2 separate regions of the Homo sapiens genome follow, and region 2 is linked to region 1. Evidence: chromatin loops called from intact Hi-C (ENCODE). Cell type or tissue: CD4-positive, alpha-beta T cell. All regions are shown on one strand. Each heading gives the region's core, and the rest is flanking DNA. Links, peaks and the distances in the headings are about the cores only.

Evidence for each region. Peaks named below come from ENCODE experiments on the same cell type or tissue, not always from the same donor. Only the 100,000 strongest peaks of a DNase experiment are listed, where the experiment ranks them.
Region 2: a loop joins it to region 1, with 2.2 times the contacts of the local background. A loop is called at or near these places in 7 of 110 quality-filtered maps.

What each region holds. Positions count from the first base shown.
Region 1 is chr10:131,967,276-131,977,775 of GRCh38, forward strand. BNIP3 (BCL2 interacting protein 3) reads right to left here. Exons shown (of 6, transcript NM_004052.4): 2 at 6,518-6,668; 3 at 5,759-5,843; 4 at 3,589-3,695; 5 at 3,363-3,512; 6 at 409-1,294. The coding sequence ends at 1,249. It also overlaps a transcript of PPP2R2D not described here. Among named protein-coding and RNA genes, the nearest start is that of BNIP3, 9.4 kb to the right of the region's middle. RefSeq lists an enhancer at 4,992-5,862. In CD4-positive, alpha-beta T cell, for the core only: no CTCF peak of the experiment used is centred there; DNase peaks (open chromatin) are centred at 5,586 and 5,986; H3K4me3 peaks cover 1,401 bases; H3K27ac peaks cover 1,967 bases.
Region 2 is chr10:132,145,045-132,154,408 of GRCh38, forward strand. JAKMIP3 (Janus kinase and microtubule interacting protein 3) reads left to right here. Exons shown (of 24, transcript NM_001323087.2): 12 at 63-146; 13 at 474-536; 14 at 2,908-3,006; 15 at 4,368-4,466; 16 at 4,938-4,997; 17 at 7,914-7,979; 18 at 8,715-8,783; 19 at 8,869-8,946. Among named protein-coding and RNA genes, the nearest start is that of JAKMIP3-AS1, 37 kb to the right of the region's middle. RefSeq lists enhancers at 861-1,362, 1,363-1,862, 2,284-3,246. In CD4-positive, alpha-beta T cell, for the core only: CTCF peaks have their summits at 5,939 and 6,149; no DNase peak of the experiment used is centred there.

The DNA.
Region 1 (10,500 bases), core at 4,093-6,592:
TGAGCTCTGTAAGGTGCTGAAACTCCACTGATGTTTGTGATGAAAGACAAACAGCAAACATATTTGCTCTAAAACAAAAACGGAATTCCCTTGACCATCGTGCTTCGATGATCTCAGACTATTCTGAAGTTAAATTATATAAAGGAATTCTGATGTCATGCCATCCACATTCTCCAAATGTAAGACTGAGAGATGACTGCTTCCAAGGTAGCATCAACAAAGATTTTTACAAATGAAAACGTTAGATTTAACACCCGAATTAAGCGTGGAAAGGTGAAACATCAAGGCGGCAGGCAGCCTTTCTAAAAAGTTTGCTGTAGGAAAGATAATGTCAAAATAGGGACCAGTCCTGGTTTCATTAAGAAGCTATCATGACGTCTGATTTTAAACCATATGTAAATACAGTAATCTGAAGGATTTGGCAAAGATTTATTTTTTTTTCCATTTCCAGTTTTTTAAAGTAGACACAGATTTGCTTAGAATAAAGCTGATTTTAAAAGCACACAAAAGTTGAACACAAAGGAGAGGATTAAATTCACCAATGCAGAGTGATAAAGAGGAAAAGATACTGAGTAGGTGCCTTCAGCAGAAAACTGATCATCCAGGGTGATCACCTAATAATCGGAGACTTAATTCCTTATAATGCAAAAGCAAGAAGAGTTTAGTGTACGAACTGTACAGCTGAGTTTGTAGCTCTATCTTGGTTTCTGTTGATTATGAACAATTAGCATAGTTATATATAATCTTTCTTTAGTAGACAACCTGCATCCATTTAAATTAAATAATACTTTCTACAATAGTGTGATATATAAGGCCACAATATTTATTTTGGACAAACCCCTTAAAGTAGCGATTTTATTATCAATGTTATTCATTCTTTTGAAATATAAAGTACTTCAGCTGAATTAAGGTTGCAGATAATTTTTAAAATACAACACACATCATGACTAGTATATTAAAATTATTTATATTCAGATATTTATATCTAATATCAAATGAAAATTTACTACCAAATTTTCACAGTAGACATTAATCAGTCTGACATGCTTATTGATCCCATAGGTGTAATTATAGATCAACATGATTTTAGTGTCTATTCTTTTATTTTACTAAATTAGGAACGCAGCATTTACAGAACAAATAAACACAAGTGACGTGGCCACCCCAGGATCTAACAGCTCTTCAGTGAGCTATGTTGCAAGCTCAGAAGTAATCCACTAACGAACCAAGTCAGACTCCAGTTCTTCATCAAAAGGTGCTGGTGGAGGTTGTCAGACGCCTTCCAATATAGATCCTTCACAGAAAAATTATCAGTAGTTAATGTATCTTGTGATTCACAGGAGACTGTGTTACAGCTGAAACAGGGTAGCTCACTGTGGTTAGAGCTTATGCAAGGGGACTGGTGATTTTATACCCATTATAAAAATTTTGTAATGAATCTATCTGTGATCTTTTATCTAGTGTTTTATCAATATGTATTTTGTATTAATTAACTTAGAAAACATCAGATCGTATTCTTACATAGAAGGATCACCAAACCGAATGCTGTTTCCACACAGAAAGCTTCTGCTTTGTTCCAACTCAGTGCTGGGGGAAGTCACCTACCAGGGCAAGATGGTGTTGCTAGTTCATCACCACCAGCCTCACCAAAGCCAACTGCTTAAAAATGAAGCCCCTGCCCTCATGTGGTTTAAGTTTGGTAGTGGGAGAGATGTCCCAAACTAAAGATGCAGGAGTGTCAGAAAAGGCTTTTCGGCAATAGAGAGGCTCGCTCCAGCTGACCAGCGGGCATCACTCCCGGAGGGAGGAGGATGGGTCTCCAGGAAAGGGCAGAATCGGAAGCCTGGCTGGCCTGGCCTGTGGGCGGTGGTGTGGTGGGCACTGTGAGCGCAGACAGTGCTGCAGCAGCTTTCGGGGCAGATTTTATCGTGTGGTTCTGAAAAGCAGCTGAGGGGGTGTGGGTCGCCAGTGGCAGCATCAGGCTCTGAAAACCCGGGCAGGACGAAGGACAGTAGCTGGGAAGTAGTGGCTGCAGAAATCCATCCTGAAACGAAGGGCTTAAACCTTGTATTTAAAATGAGGATCCCGAGGCCTTGCCCCCAGAGTCTGCTTGACAGTTCTGGAAAAGGCTCCAGAAAGCAAACTGCCTGGTGATGCTGATGCAGTCTGTAGGTCTGACTCCCAAAAGCACCAGCAGAAATGAAGGTGACGGGTTATGGGGGGGACGTGAGAATGTGCCCAAGAGCTAGGAGAAAGCCACGCACACGGGAGGGCGAGGTGGAGACACGGGCAGCGCTCAGGTCCCGGCCCAGGAAACTCAGTGGCTTTTATCCCGTTTCCTTCAACCCCAGATGTGAGCCCTCTGGCCAACCTACCTAACCCACCTGCCCCCAGTGGCATTCCGGTCTTTCCAGTCTGTCCAACACACGGCAGCCACAGAACACTGTCTGCACGCCAGGACTAGAGCCCTCCTCCCCGCTGAGAGGCTGGGACCAGCCCGAGGAGGAGCCGTTTTGGCTTCCCGCTCTGGCTCTTCACCACCGCTGCGGCGAACGCTCTTCAGAACCCACAGCGGCGCCTGCCTGGTCTCTGTGTTTTCTGCAGGGTGAGTGAGTATAAGCAGCCAGGAAAGGCCAGGCGCGGTGGCTCACGCCTGTAATCCCAGCACTTTGGAGGCCGAGGTGAGCCATCCCTTGAGTTCGAGATCAGCCTGGGCAACGTGGCGAAGCCCCGTCTCTATTAAAAATACAAAAATTAGCCAGGCCTGGTGGTGGGCACCTGTAATCCCAGCTACCCAGGAGGCTGAGGCAGGAGAGTCGCTTGAACCCAGGAGGCAGAGGCTGCAGTGAGCCGAGATCACGCCCCTGCACTCAGCCTGGGCAACAAGAGCGAAACTCAAGCCAGTAAAGTCGGAGACTGCATTGGTTCCTTCATTGCTGAGAGTTACTAGAACAACAGTCCTGTCTGGAGGAAGTACAGCAGGTAACTGAGACCCTCCACCTACAGCAGAGCTGGGTGCATTCCCGCCACAGTACTACACAGAAATGAGACTGCTTTCACCTACACACAGGACAAAGAGGTCAGACCTAAGAAGCCCTGCTTTGACTCCGTTTATATTCAGTGAGCAACAGGCAGACTCGTCAGGCCAGACAGCAGCACCACAGGGCGCCTGTGCTGGGGCCTTTGGGGGCTGCAGGCTGGTGGTTTCTGGACCTGAACAGTGACTACGTGGGTGTTTGTGAAAATGCACCAAGCTGTAACTGATGATCTGGACTTCAGGAAACAGGTTACGAATAAATCACTGCAACCCAGAATCGCCCCACGACATGCCATGACAGGAGTCACACAGTCACATCACCTACCCCAATCCGATGGCCAGCAAATGAGAGAGCAGCAGAGATGGAAGGAAAACTTTCAGAAATTCTGCAGAGAATATGCCCCCTTTCTTCATGACGCTCGTGTTCCTCATGCTGAGGGTGGCCGTGCGCTTCGGGTGTTTAAAGAGGAACTCCCTGAGGCGGGAAGAAACGTGTCAGCTGATGTGTCCTCTGTCAAGGGGTGCCCCCGTGACACTGAGAACACACTCACTTGGGGGGAATATTTTCCGGCCGACTTGACCAATCCCATATCCAATCTGAGTTTTTCTTCAAGATGCTTTCAACTTCTTTCCTTCTTTCAATATCATCTTCCTCAGACTAAGATAAAGTCAATGTTAAAGGCAGATCAGTGTACCACACGTGACACGGGAAAGCACCCAGCTCCCACCCGAGCTTCAGATCCGCAGGCTCAATTCAAGAGCCCAGAGGCACATGTCAGTGCCTCGGACCGTGGTCCAAGGGGAGTCCTGGGGCTGGGGGCCTTCCCCGGGCCGCGCCGCACTCCCGGCTCACAGCACGCTCGCCGCCTCCAGGGACAGATCACCTCTGGGGGAGCCCCACTCAGGGCGTAAATACATTTGGTTCACTGTGAGATTCTGGGGGTACTGACAGCGGCAAACACTGTCCTAGGGAAGTCACGTGACATGAGGGCAAAGATGGTGACGGCAGCACTGGTTATAAGAAAAGAAAATGAAAACAGCCGAAAACGGCTCAAAACAGGGACATGACGAAGGAAGGGACACTGTATAGTGAGCAGGTTTACAAGATGCTTCCGGGATAAGCAGGAGGGAAAAGGCAGAAATGTCCACATAACCACAGCTGCGGCCAAATCCTCAGAATTATATAACAGCACGAAACATTAAAGAGGATTTTAAATCTGAGAGTCTAAGTGTTTTTCTCTACTTTTTTGCATTTTCAAAATTCTGTACCTGAACATCTAATTCCTTTTAAAACTAGGGGAAGTTTTGTGTAAAACAGTGAAAACGGCAAGACCCTGTCTCAAAAAAAAAGAAATAAAATTGAAAATACTCAAGAATATAGCTCCCCAAACCCACCAAACATCTGGGTACACCCAAGCTGGGTACAGCCCCAAGTGCCCAGGAGCAGGCCGCACGCCCTGGATGCACCCACACACCCACAGCCAGGGCTCCTGGGGCTCCCGAAATCATGCTGCCCCTCGGAGTGGGGCCAGGGGATGTCCCTGAGAAAGCCTGGGTAACAGGGACTCCTTGTTTCCTTGGTGAAGAAAGCCTTGAGGGAAGCGCTAGCACGGAAGGGTCAGCTACTAACCCTGCCTGGAAGGCCATGCTTCCTCACAGAGCTTCCAAAATACAGAACACAGTCCGTCGTCAAAGTTCTCACCAGCAACGAACACCCAAGAAAACACATCGCGCATCTCATCTGCAGCAAGGTAAGGCACTGCCAGATATAACTGAGCAAGACAGTACTGATCACTGCCTCGAACCCTATCTGTGCCGGAGTAGGAAGGGAGAACGATAGTACACCAAGGCAATAACCCCAGGTACACTTTTTCCTCTAAGACTCACTCCGCTTTCACAACAATGCTGAAGGCCGCTCTGTAAAGCCCATTCAATAGCTGTTAACAGAAAAGTCATCTTAGGCTGGACACAGTATCTCACACCTATAGTCCCAGTATTTTGGGAGGATCACTTGAGCCCTGGAGTTCAAGACCACCCTGGGCAACACAGGGAGACCCCGTCTCTACAAAAAAAACTTTTTTAAAAAAGAAGAAAAAGTGATCTTACACTAAATTATCAGGCTGATCAGCCGCTAATGCTACACTGCTCCGGCACCAGTTAGCTCAGGACTAATGCTAGGAAAGGCACAGGGTGTAATTTCCGGCAGGTAGTGAGTGTCTAATGAGGAAGACACCTCAGAGTCACAGCCACAGTGGCCACATGGCCTTAGATGGCCCCGTGGGTAACTCCTGAGTCCCACACAGCATGCAAATATTAAAACCCACTCACTGTCCAACCAGCAACCACGAGGAAAGACCAGCCAGTAGCTGGCTCACTGCCACCCCTTCCAATGGTCCCTCCCTCCTCTCTAGGCTGCAGCCACCAGGGAGCCCTTCCTCCTTTCCGGTGTATCCCTGATGGCAGGCAGGGAGGGACAGGAGGCCCCCGCTGCCTGTCCCACTCGGCGCCTCCCCCGCTCAGCTGAGTGTCCAGCCCATGTGCTTGTGGATGTTCCCACCCACAGTTTCTTGGTTTTTTTGTTTCGCTTTTTTGTTTTTTTTAAAGCAGGAAACACCCTTAAAGCCCGACTTTTCTCTGAGGTGCTCAATTACATTTAAAACCGTTTCCTGTACAAACAGATCACAAATACTTTTACAACTGCACATTCTCCTTCCAGCTTACCTGTGAGCTGTTTTTCTCTCCAATGCTATGGGTATCTGTTTCAGAAGCTCTGTTGGTATCTTGTGGTGTCTGCGAGCGAGGTGGGCTTGGCGATGTGAATAGAATGGGAAAAACAGAACATCATGTGAACATTCTATCATTAGAAGCTCAAACCCCAAAGGCAGTGAACCGCCTCCGTGATGAGGGGCTCTAGCCAGTCAGCGTACGCGTCTTCCCTTCCACCCAGCACCTGCCAGAGCCAAACTCTTCCTCAGCCCTTTTGGCTGAGCACGACAGGAGTGAGCTAGCCAGTCTTCCAGAGAAGACGCAGGGGCAACTGGCAAGCAGCTGGCTTTGTCACCTGCCGCCTTCACGGTCTGGGTCTGTTGCACAGCTCTCAAGGGCACGCGACCTTTGACCACTGTCGGCCACTCTACCTTGGAGTCACTCAGAAGTACTGCTAACCAGGGACCGCTCCTCCTGCGACCACAGCCCCGCTGAGGCGCGTGAGTGCGTTTCTCAGAGTGGGGTTTGTGGCTGTTCCGCTGCCTACTGATGACTTGAACATGGCTCCCCACAGACTAAGTCCCAGGTCACTGCATCCCCAAAGAGGGCGAGGCTCCTATATAAGGACGGACTGCAGCAGGAGCCAGTCCAGAACGCGGCCCGAGGCGAACAGCAGCCCACTGTCCTAGAGGTGACACGGGCACTTCCAGCTGTGACTGTCACCCACTGAAGACATCGGCACTGTAACACATACACTTGTTGATGCGCGCCTACCTGTCACAGTGAGAGCTCTTGGAGCTACTCCGTCCAGACTCATGCTGTGCGTCCAGCAGTATTTTTTCCATGTCTCCATTATAAATAGAAACCGAGGCTGGAACGCTGCCCCCGTTCCCATTATTGCTGAAGTGCAGTTCTACCCAGGAGCCTGATGGGGACAAAAAAAGGGGCGCAGATGGAATTCTCTACCCACTCTGGAATCTGCTCTTGATATCTAACCAGCCTGCCCTTCCATTTCCAAGAGGTAGCAATGGTGCCACACCAGGAACCATCCCTCAACCCCGACTTGAAGACATCCCTCTGCCCACTCTCATGGCAGTGACTGTCCACGCACACACTCCCTGGGTACAGGAAGGAAGCCCCCTGGGGCTGAGACCATGTATCTGTCCAGCTCTTGCAGTCCCTTTATACCAAGCCAATGTCCAATAACTCTGCTGAGTCAACAGAATCCAATTAGAATACTTCCTTGCAGTGAGCTTTTATAAGAAAAAGGCTATTATTTGGAAAAAGAGGTCTTTAAAAAAAACAACAACAACACTAATGTCAACATAAGCTTAAGGGATTTGAAGTTTTCTTTAAAAGGTTTAAGCTCTATTTTTTGTTTCTTTTCGAGACGGAGTCTCGCTTTGTCACCCAGGCTGGGGTGCAGTGGCACGATGAAGGCTCACTATAATCTCAAACTCCTGGGTTCAGGCCATCCTCTAGCTGACACCTCCGGAATAACTGGAACTACAGGCATGCACCACTACTCCTGGCTATTTTTTTTAGGAGATGGGGTCTCGCTATATTGCCCAGGCTAGTCTCGAACTTCTGGGCCCAAGCAGTCCTCTCACCTCAGCTTCCCAGTGTGCTGGGATTACAGGCGTGAGCCACCATGCCCAGCCTCTATGACTTGCATCGTGTGGCTTACTTTGCATTTATATAATTTCTAACGAGGTTGAAGACGGTTTTACAAGTTTGCTAGCCATCTGGATAGCATCTTTTTTGAACTGGTTCTTCGAATCTCTTATTCTTTTCTATTATCTGTCTTTCTCTTATTTGTGGGCATCCAGCAGTATTTTTTCCATGTCACCATTATAAATAGAAACTGAGGCTGGAACGCTGCTCCCGTTCCCTTACTGCTAAAAGTGCAATTCTGGGATAATTCTGTATTCTAGATATATGTTTTTCTGCATTTAAATATGTTGCAAGTAACTTTCCCTCGGTAGCTTGTTCTTTTCACTTCTGATGTCTTCTGATGTACAGAAGTTCTTGATTTTAATTCAGTCAAATGCAGCAATCCCTTCCTGAGCTGAGATATTCTATTCTATTATTTTCACACAGCTCTACTGTTATGACAGTCACATTTAGATCCAAAATCTACATGGATTAATTTTCCCATTGATGTGAGACGGATGCCCCATTTACTGCAGACAGCTCCCGCCTCACTCTGCGCTGGCTGCTTCCTGTGTCAGAAATCAAGCGTGCATATAGGCACACGTCTATTTCTGGGCCCCAGATAATCTCTCTACTTTGTGTCATAGGTTTATTTATTTAAAGCAAATCTGGTAGGAGCTTCCTCTGGTAGCGTATGGAGGATGGAGTGCAGTGGGAGGAAAGTGCAGGCCACAAAAGACAGGGAAACTTATGGACGAGAACAATGGAATTATCTCATTTTTGCAGTCACTATAATTTTAGTAAGCAGAATAATCACCCTGAGCTGCTGACTGTCCTTAAACCAACACAGCACTAATAACACCATGCAATTAGGGGGAAAGGAGCAGCCTCTTCATCCGTCATGTTCGCTGGAAGCAAAGGCAGGTGCACAGCTTTCCACACACACGAGGCATCTCTCCTGAAAGAGGGCTGGCCTAGGCTCCATACGCCACTTGTTGCAGAGTCTATTTCATATTAACCAGAAAAAAGCAAACCGAAGGCCCAGGAAGGAAAAGTGGATTTGCAACTTATGCCATCAACAGTCTCCCAGTAAGCTGCTAACGAAATGATCACACAAATTTTCAAATGAACGCATGATTGTTCTCTTTGGCCTCTCACGTTGCCTCATGTCCTGGCCTACACGAAGCACATCCCTAATACAAAGGCAAGCCAGGGTCTGTCTCGGAGCCTGGAGCTCAATGGAGGAGAAAGGCCCAGGCCAGTCTGCCCCACACTCTGGCAGAGGCTACATGGTGCCTTCTGAGATGTACAGACCACACCATTCCTGAAGCCGCTCATCTGACCAGACAGTATTGCCAAGTACTCTGATGTTCACTAGCCCTCCTTCCCTCTCTGCGGTTCAAGATGCCATGCGGCCGGCTAGCCATGGCCTGCCCCTGAGAGAACGGCACCACAGCCTCTGTTTTGGCCAGCTGTCTTTCTCCGCTGAATCTACAGTATTCAGATTCTGGGCCTGCTTCAATTTACTTGACTAAAGTGTTGTTCAGCTATCTGACGATATGGAACACAAATGCAACTTGAAGGTGTGGTGTCTCTTCTCTGATGCCACTCTTAACATCAAATGTGGGACACCAAGTCACCACCACCGGGGTGTCCAACGATTCAATTCCATTCTATCTACCTAGACTTAGTGTGGAGCCCACAAGACTGTTCCCACAGATGCAAGCAGAGAATGGGGTGTCCAGGTTACCCGTATTTCTGCCAGTGCCTCTACCTACTCAGGGGATCCCACACACCTGCCTCAGGTTCAGTAATTTACTACAATTCACAGAACTCAGAAAAACTCTTTACTTACATTTATCAGTTTACCAGAAACAATTCCAGGGCAGACAAATGGAAATGACATACAGCCCAGATCCCCACCTACCCCACACGTCCCAACCCTAACCCCAACCACACTCTCTGCAACCAGACTCCCACTTACCCCACATGTCCCAACCCTAACCCCAACCATGCTACCCGCACCTCATGGCTCCCCCATCTCCATCTCCAGTCCCCTCCCCTCCTAGGAGGGGCTGCCCTGGGAATTTCTACCTCAAGTAACTATCCTGGGGCCACCCTTGAGCCACTGTATTAGCAGTGTATTCTGAAGGGGCTCCTTACAACTTACACCAAAAATGGTTAACCAAGGAGCACTTTTGGAGTACACTGCTAATAGGGTGACTTTATGAATAACGCACACACTGGTCAGGTTGTTCTGCCTATGGAGTCACCATCTTTTTACTGTTTTACTTTCTTTAATAAACATGCTTAAGACACTTATTGGCACAGCGGTTCATGCCTGTAATCCCAGCACTTTGGGAGGCCGAGGCGGGCAGATCATCTGAGGTCAGGAGTCAGAGACCAGCCTGACCAACATGGTGAAACCCCGTCTCTACTAAAAATACAAAATTAGCTGGGCGTGGTGGGCGCCTGTAATCCCAGCTACTCGGGAAGCTGAGGCAGAAGAATCCCTTGAACCTGAGAGGGGGAGGTTGCAGTGAGCCGAGATCATGCCACTGCCCCCCAGCCTGGGCAACAATAGCGAAACTCTGTGTCTCAAACAAAAAAAAAAGACACTGCTCAGGAAGCCCCAGGGGTTTAGGTGCTCTGCACCAGGAAGTAGGTAGGGTCAAGACCAAACACATACTGTAATCTATCACACAAGGGGCAGGCTGAAGACAACAGGGAGAGGAAGATGAAGGAGAGACAAGTGTATCTCTGTCATCCTCTGCGCTACTGCAACAGAATCCCACAGACTTAGTGATTTACGAACAGAAACTGATCTCTGTTCTGGAGGCTGGGAAGTCCAAGATCCACGCACCAACATCTGGTGTCGGCTGAGGGCCTTCCTGCCTCATCCCTTCAATGAGGCTACAGAGGGACCCACCTCCCTCCATCCAGCCCCTTAGAGCACTAATCCCATTCACTAGAGAGGAGCCCCTATGGCCGAGCCACCTCTTAAAGGCCCACCTTTTACTACCATCCCACTGGCAACATGGAGGAACACATTCGAACCAAAGCAGTGCTTTTTAAACATCACCCCAGAAAGGACCTAAAAATCC
Region 2 (9,364 bases), core at 4,745-7,244, 180 kb after region 1:
GTGTGTGCTGTCTGTCCCAGCTTTTAGAGAAAATTTGATGTATCTTTCCTCCCGTCCTACAGACCCGTGAGCAGCTACAAGCCGAAGTGCAGAGGGCACAGGCGCGGATAGAGGACCTGGAGAAGGCCCTGGCGGAGCAGGGGCAGGTGAGCCTGCAGCCATCTGCACGGGCGTGGGGGCACACGTGGGTGGGAGGTATTTGGCTGTACCTAAAGACAAGCTTCAGTGGTGCGATCATAACTTTCTACAGCCTTGACCTCCTGGGCTCAAGCCATCCTCCCACCTCAGCCTCCTGAGTAGCTGGGACCACAGGCATGTGCCACCACGCCCGGCTAATTTTTGTATTTTTTGTAGAGACGGGGCTTTGCCACGCTGGCCAGACTGGTCTTTGGTGTTCTGCCACATCACGATTTAAACGTTGGTTTATGAGTTCCTCCCTCAGTGTCTTTATTTCTTTCAATTCCATTTGCAAGGATATGAAGTGGATTGAAGAGAAGCAGGCACTGTACCGGAGAAATCAAGAGCTTGTGGAAAAGGTGAGCCCCGAACCCCTGGAGGCCCTGGCAGGACTCGCTCTATGCTCCTGGGGGTTGCAGTGGTCCCTGCGGGGCTGAAGGATGGAGCGAGGGCTGAGGCTTCTGAATGGCTGTCCCAGGCCCCTTCTGCTCTGCTCCCTCCTGCGGGACCCCATCAGGAGCCCTGGGGAGGAGGATGGCCTGGACAGAGGGAGCTGGGGCCTGTTCTCCTGGGTCCTGTTCTCCTGGGTCCGGGCAGGCCCCTATCTGCAGCAGCATCTCCATTCGTGTCCCGTTGTGCTGATGGTTCTGTGGGTGGGCTGGTTAGAGCATCGTGACAGAGGAGCTTTATTGAGACCACTAGAATCATCCCCCTGGGAAGCCTGGCTGGGTCAGGGAAGTCTCCTTCCAGCAACGCTTGTGGGGAAGCTGAAGTCCTCGGGGAAGAGCCCATGGACCAGCCTGGCTGAGCAAGTGCGTGTTTGAGACTTCGGCAAGGCGTCACCTGGCAGGCCCAGGTCCAGGCTCTCTTGGTCCCAGATGACAAGAGGCTCCTGAAGTGCTGCCCCGCCCCCACCCCCACCCCCACCCCCACCCTGGCCCGGGCTTTGTGGTCTGGAAGACTATCAGACGTAAAACAGATCAGAACATGCGATGTGTGGCCAGGCTGCTCTCAGTGGCCTTAGCTTCTGCCTGAGGTGCAGGGAAGGGAGTGCAGGTTTCTCTCGGCACCTCCCACCACATCAGGCCCACCTGGCTCAGCTGCTCCCTGCACTGGGTTAAAGAGGGAGTCACAGCACCGAGGGCCCTAGACTTAGGTCTGGGCAGTCCAGGGCCATCCCAAGAGGGGTGCACCTCACAACTGTGGGAGCAGGTGATGTGGCATGAGGCAGGGGCGGGGCTGGCTACGGGTCCAGGGGCAGGAAGGCCAGCAGGGCTGTCATTACCACGCACAGGTGAGGGGTGCTCTGTGTGACCCCCACCCCACTTGTCCATGGGCAGGGACAGGTGTCCTGAGGAGGCAGCGATGTCTCACGCTGGCAGGTGCGGCCCTCTGGGGAGAAGCTAGGGTAGCCTGGCTGATGAGTCTGATCTGTGCCAACAGGACAGAGCTTCAGACAAACAGAGGCGTCCAATGCAGACTCTGCACTGCTGCCAGCCCAGGGCTGGTCGTGCCCTCTGGGGGTCCTGCTTTAGGCTTGGTTTGCATCTTGAATGGCGAACGACACCCCCATGTTTCCCGTGGACACACGGAACATCTCTTAAATTAGAAGTGCGTTTCCACAGGGCTCAGCACAGTGCTGTGTGTGCCACGTAAATGCCGGCACAGGCAGAGATCCACGTGCACTTAAGGGCACCCACTTGAACACGCACACACGTAAATGCCTGCGTGCACACTTGAACACGCACACACGTAAATGCTGGCATGTACACTTGAAGACATGCACACAGAGATGCTGGCACGCACATGGAAATGCTTGTGCACGTACACACATGCGCATGTGCACACTTGGAGCCATGCTTTTTTCTGGCTACACTGGGTGCAGATCACATTCCTGGCCCTGCAGGTGTTCCACGGCAGGCCCACTGTGCAGCAGTACACAGCTGGCCCTGCAAGGGGGTCCAGCTCCCACTGAGCCGGCTCACTCCAAGGATGCAATGCTTCTGAGTTTATCTTGGTCCCCTGAGCATCAGAGCAGGTCCCTCAGTCCCTGGAGCTCAGCTTCAGGGGATGGACACAGCTGTCTGCCCCTGGTGGCCCCTGCCCTCATGAGGCTGCTGAGGACACATGCCGTGGGCCGTGTCACTTGACCCTTTGGAAGGGGTGGGGGACTCCTGCATCCGGTTTACTCGTAACTGGTTCCGTTTAAACAGCTCCTTAATTAGCCAAGTGAATTCCGGTGGCCAGGCAGCCGTGGTACCCGCTCCTTCCATTGGGCACAGCCTGGGCTCCAAGGGGCACCCGGGAGCCACCTGGGACATTTACCCTCCACGGCCTCCCTTCCTCATCCTAGCTCAGAGCCCCGCTAAGGCCCCCGTGCTCCTGGCTTGTGATGTACAGCCCCTGCTGGAGACGTTTATCCTTGACGGCCTCCCTTCCACATCCCTGTCCAGGGGCCACCCAAGCTCAGGGCCCCGATATGATCGCCAGGCTCCTGGCTTGTGGTATGCGGTGCTGCCTGCCCAGCCCCACCCACCACCGGATGGCTAGGCTATCTCACTAGGACAAACCCAAACATACCGAGGGCTGTGAGGCGCTTCCAGGGCTGGGTACCAGGCCAGCCGGCCTCCCCGGCAGCCAGCAGCTGTCCCGTCAGCCTGGAGTTGACCTCCCAAGACCTCTGGTGAGAGAGAACCAGACCCCTCACCTCATGCATCTTTTATGTTGCAGATCAAACAAATGGAGACGGAAGAGGCTCGGCTCAGACACGAGGTGCAGGACGCCAGAGACCAAAACGAGCTGCTGGAGTTCAGGATCCTGGAGCTTGAGGTAGCTGAGTGGATGGCCAGCACTGTGGCCTGTGGCTGTGTCAGGGATCTAGTCCTCAGCCTTCCTAACCCACACAAAGCCCTGAACATGAACATGAACATGAACATGAACCCAAAAGGCTGCGTCAGGGAGGAAAGAGGCAAATGGCCGTAAACCGCCACCTCTTCATACCGGCCGTCCAAACATCCAATGGGGAACATGGGCCATGGAGCTCAGTGTCAGGCAGGGACCACCTCTTCATACGAAGGATGAGGCCAGCCGCCCAAAGCACGTGTAAATATGGGGGAAATGGCCCGTGGCGCTCAGTGTCATGCAGGGAAAACAAAACAAAAGCACGACGGGTGACAGTGCAGCATCTGCTCCAGACCTGTGGGGTGAGGAGCTGGCACGTCCGTCCTCCATCTGCCCGTCCTCCATCCGCCCGTCCTCCATCCACCCCCAAGGAGCCGGCACGTCCGTCCTCCATCCGCCCGTCCTCCATCCGCCCCCGTGGCCCTGCTGCAGCTGGTGTGGGGCTCTGTCCAGGCCTCCGCCGTCGGCAGACGTTTGTTTCTTGCCCCTGAGTGAGGACAGTGGGGGCCACGCGGTGACTGGGAGCCCTTTGCCTGTGCCCTGCCATCCCTGGCCCTGTGTCCTCTGCCATGACCTGCACAGGAGGAGGGAGGAGGGGAATCCCACGGGCAGCTCAGGCTGGGTGTGGGCAGCCACGTCGCTGTGATTGTTTCACGGCAAGGGTGGTCCACCTGTGGGGCTGGGAGGAAGTGGCCCACACAGGGGCCGCCCCTGCCGAGCACCACACACAGCCCCGAGGCCTCCGTCTCAGGCCAGCACCTGGAGCCTCACAGTCCAGCTGGAGCCGCCTCTTAAGAGTCTGCCCGTCCACTGCCGGAGGACAGGGCAGCTGTGTGGTCACTCCATGTGTGGACGACCTCGGCCACGTGGGCCTGCCTGTGGGGACAGTGGCAGCACTGCCAGCCTGTGTTCTCCAGAGGCTCCTCTGGTCAGACCTGAAGGGGATGCAACCTGCAGCCCCTCCCCTGATCCTCCCCATAGCCCCTGGGATTCACTGAGGGATGTGCCCGTGGGCTCAGGGTGGGACTGCCCAGGCCACGTGGCCAGAGTGTGATGAACTCTGCCCGGCACATCTGGGGTCAGCGAATATACAGGGGCAGTCCTTGTGGGCAGGTCCAGGTCCAGTGCAGATTCTGCCACCACTGCTGCCGCTGCGGTTTGGTTTTCATAAATGCTGTGTTGATCCCTGGTTCCATGGTCTTGGCCCGTGTTCCTCAGGCCCCAGCACAGTCCTCTTAGAGGGAAGGGATGGGAGGGGAGCGGCTCACCCTTCTGTCCCTCTGTCCTAGGAGAGGGAGAGGAAGTCACCCGCCATCAGCTTCCACCACACGCCCTTCGTGGACGGGAAGAGCCCCCTCCAGGTGTACTGCGAGGCCGAAGGTGTGACGGTGAGTCCCGCCCCTCCTGCCCACTCCGCCCCCACCTCACCCATCCCCCGCCCCACCCCCTCTCCGCCCCCGCCCCACCCCCCTCCGCCCCCGCCCCACCCCCCTCCGCCCCCGCCCCACCCCCTCCGCCCCCGCCCCACCCTCTCCACCCCCGCCCCACCCCCTCCCTGCCCCACCTCACCCCCTCCCTGCCCCCACCCTACCCCTACCCCCCCACCTCACCCCTGCCCCACCTCACCCCTGCCCCCACCCCGCCCTACCTCACCCCTGCCCCCACCCCACCCTACCTCACCCCTGCCCCCACCCCGCCCTACCTCACCCCTGCCCCCACCCTGCCCTACCTCACCCCTGCCCCTCCCCTCCCCCTCCCCCACCCCCACCACCTCCCCTCCGCCCTTCCCTGCCCTGTCCTTCCCCACCCCCTCTGCCCACCCCGTGGCCACTCACCCCTACCTGTCCTCTGTGCCTTAGGACATTGTGGTTGCGGAGCTGATGAAGAAGCTGGACATCCTGGGCGATAACGCCGTAAGTGTATGTCGCTCTCCTGGCTTGTGCATGCCTCTTACACCCACAACCCCCAGCCCAGCCCCTCTGGGGTCCAGGAGGCCCTGCCAGCCTCCCACAGCCCTGCCATGGGCCACCCTGCCTGAGACCCTCCACTAGGCCCAGAGCCTGCTCAGAATCGGAGCCTTCCTCACACTGCTCCAGGGCCCACTGGGGCCTCTGCTGTGCACACCTGGTTCTTCCAGCTGATGGCACTTCCCATCACATTGCCCAGCTTCTGGGATCTCTCAGCCCTTCCATACTTGCCATGAGGATAGGGGGCTGTTGCTCTTAGACAAACCAAGACCCTTAGGGGTTCCACTTCCTTGGCTTGGGGGAAAAGCAGACTCTATAGATAACTCCTAAATTTCATTTGGGGCAGAGTTCCAATTTCTATAGCAAACTCCTTGAAAGAATGTTAATTACTGAGTGGGCAAAATAATGCACCTCTTCATCCCAATTTTCATCCGCCCATTACTAATCCTCTGCTCTCCATCCATTTATTCCCCATCAATGCACCATCTACCTAGCCCTTCATTCATGCTCTGTCTTATATCCATCCATCTATCTATCCTGTGTAATCCATCCATCCATCCTCCATAATCCATGTATCCATCCTCCACAATTCATTTATCCGTCCTCCATAATCCATCTATCCGTCCTCCATAATCCATCTATCCGTCCTCCATAATCCATGTATCCGTCCTCCATAATCCATGTATCCGTCCTCCACAATTCATTTATCCATCCTCCATAATCCATCTATCTGTCCTCCACAATTCATTTATCCGTCCTCCATAATCCATCTATCCATCCTTCATCCTTCATCTATCCTTCATCCATCATCCTTAATCCATCCATTTATCCATCATCCACAATCTGTCCATCCATCCTCCATCTATCTATCATCCATCATCCCTAATCCATTCATTCTCCATCCTCCATCTGTCCTCTATCCACCATCCTCCATCCATTCCTTCTCCATCTACCATCCTCTACCCATTAACCTTTCACCCATCCATCCATCTCCCATTCATCCTCCATAATCCATCTATTCATTCTCCATCCATCCTTCCTTCATCCTCCATTCATTCATCCATTCTCCAAAATCCATCAATCCATCCACCCTCCATAATTTATCTATGCATCCTCCATCATTCATTCATTCATCCATCCTCCATAAGCTATTTATCCATCTTTCCATCCTTCATCCTTTATCCTTCCACCTATCCACATCCCCTCCCTCCATCCATCCATCTATCCATCCCTCATCCTACCTTCATTGACCTTCCACTTCCTCCATCCAGTGCTCTGCATCCGAGGACTCCCTTCTCCCCTTGCCTGCCCAGCCCCTGGGGAGCAGTGAGGCACAGGGCAGGGGTACTTTCAGCAGGGAGGCTCTGGGTGTGGGTCTGCTTCTCTCAGAGCTGGGGGCTCCACTGTGGTCATAGGTGGCCGAAGAGCCACAGCAGGGTGGCCGTGGACCTGACATCTCTGGGGTCCAGTCCTGGGTATCAGCCCCATCATGAGGTCTTGGGAACTGTATTGGGCAACTCTGATTCACAGTTGGAGAAGCTGAGTCCCCAAAGGCACTGCCCAGGGTCACAGAGCTGATGTAGTGGCAGAGTTGGGGGTACCCAGCCCCACCCAGGCCTATTTCAGGGTTCCTGCCCAGCCCCATAGCTGTCCACCAAGAGTGCCACTGAGTGTGACAGCCCTGCAGTCATCATGCAGCCTCTGAGGCCATTGTCACAGAGCCCAGGGACAGAGGAGGTTGGATACTGGAGGGCTCATGGCCAGGCTTAAGCTCAGGGGACCTGTGGAGATGCTGGGGAGCTCTTGACAGTGGGCTGACAGTGGCCCTTCAAGCCTGGCTGTGCAATCAGTGTTGACTTCACATGCAACTTGTGGTTTAATCACATCTGGGTAGATTCCCTCAGTCACCCTGAAGCCACCTGCTCAGCCTCCCCAACTTAAAGTGTTGGGAGAGGTCTGTGGCCTGCCCAGCCCTGCCATGGGAGAAGGGAGCAGGGCAGGAGAGATGAGGGCACCTGGCCCCAGCCATGCAGGATGAGGTTCTTGCCTGAGTCAGGAGTGCAGCTGGCCCCCACCATGGACTACAGACTGAGCCTGACTCCCCCCTGTGGGAGACCCTGTGCAGACTTTGGGGTTGGGGGACAGCAAGAGATGCCTGCTGTTAGGGAGCTTGCACTCTAGGGAGAGAATGGCATGGACAGGGCTTTTGGAGTGAGCTGGCAAGAATCAGAGAGGCCCCACGAGCTGGAGTCAGGCAGCCCTGGTCTGGATGCAGGCTGCAGCAGAGTCTGAGAGTGTGAGGTGCCCACATCGAAAGCCATAATCACTCTACCCAGAAGGGCCACCCAGGGGCCCCTCGGTTGGGGAGGAAGCATGAATAAAACATGCATAAAAGAGACAAAACCTTCCAGGGATTCAGCCATTTCACAGCCATGAACATGTGGTCTCTCCTCCACTGTTCCCAAGTGGTGTTTTAATAACCACAGGTGCATATGCAGAGGCTGGCTTTAAACACAGAAGGGGACAGAGGCTGGGCAGAGCAGCAGCCACTGCTGGGGATGTATTGGTGGCCTGCCTGCATTGAGCAGCGCATACGCATCTGCCTCAGCTGGTTACCTAGACCTGGTGATTACCAGCAGAGGGAGAATGAGAGAAAACAAAATCGGCAGCACCCGGAGGGAACAAGCTCAAGTCAAGGGTGTCAGAGATGCTGGGAGGGAGATGTCAGTCAAAGCACTTTTTAGCTCTGGCCCCCACCCAGGCGTCCCCAGTCAGCCTCCCCAGTCAGCTTCCCCATGCATCCATCACTCACCCTCACCCCCAAAGGCACTGCTTCTGACCGCACCTGTGTTCTGCTTTTGGGTGCAGAACCTGACCAATGAGGAGCAGGTGGTTGTCATACAAGCCAGGACAGTCCTGACCTTGGCCGAAAAGGTAACAGCAGCTGTGTGGACAGTCGGGAGAGGGCCGGGCTCCTGGGGTCTCCTGCCCTGCTCAGCTCAGAGGTGGTGATCTCGGGAGGAGGGCCTGCAGGGCCGGGTTTGGGGGGTCCACTAAGCCCCGTCTGCCCTGGGAGATCTGACACACTCAGGTCAGACAGCACCCACTGTGCATCTTTGCAAAGGACAGATTCGGCTCCACTTTGCTCTGTCACCAACCCTGTCTGCGTTTCCTCCCAAAGGCGGGAAGGTATGGTGAGTCTGCAGGCAGCGTTCTCTGTTCAACTTACCCTGACCCCCTTCTGGGGCCACCCAGCCCACTACCTGCTCCTAGTCCCACCCCTAGCCCTGACCTGCCTGGTGAGCTGGGCCTCCCACAGCAAGGAGAAGGGGTGCTCCTGGCACATAGGGGTTTGGAGAAACAGGCCACCCCTCCCCGCCTGTCCTGGCAGAGCTCTGCAGATGTGTCTCTCCTACGGTGCCCCAAGCTAGTGTCCCTCCTCTCCTGGAGAAGGTGTCAGGGGTAGACTTCCTGGACACCTGGAGGGTGGGAGGGGTGGGGCCATGATGCCAGCGCAGCCTCAACTCCCTGGAGAGGGCTGTGCTCTCCCCTCCCTAAGGAGAAGAGGAAGGAAGACCCAGGCTGTCCTGGCTTTTCTCCCAGCTGTCTCCACGAGCCGGGGTGGGGGACCCTAGGGGTCACTGTCCTGCTTGTTCTGTTTGTGTCCAGTGGCTCCAGCAGATTGAGGAGACAGAGGCGGCGCTGCAGCGGAAGATGGTGGATCTGGAGAGCGAGAAGGTTGGTGGCACCTTCACCGAGGTTCTGCGGCTCGGTGCTGCAGGTGGGACATCCGAGACCGAGGCATGGCCCTCCTGTGTTTCAGGAGCTGTTCAGTAAGCAGAAGGGCTACCTGGACGAGGAGCTGGACTACCGGAAACAGGCCTTGGACCAGGCCAACAAGGTGAGAGGCACGAGACTGCTGGAACCCCGGGGAGGGGCACTGGGCTGAAACGGCCACGTGGCTCAGGTGCCCAGCAGTGCCTCAGGTGCCCATGTGGGCCAGGTCGCAGGGCCCCTAATGGCCCCTAATGACACCTGCACAGCAGGCTCTGGCTCTCCAGAGCTGCCTGATGGGGTCTTCACTTGGAGCTTCATAAACGGAGCAGGATTAGTTGAGGAGGCCTAAACCCACACTGTGCAGTGAGAATGTTCTACAGCCTTTGTGCAGGTCACTCAAGCACAGAAACATGCCCGGATTCCTGAAGGCCATCCAGGTGTTGGTGTGGGCTGGTGTCTACCTCCCACCCTTCCCCTGAGGAACTGGAGAAACTGGTGGCTGTTCTGGGACAACAGCCTGCTCACTAGTGGGAGGTGTGGTC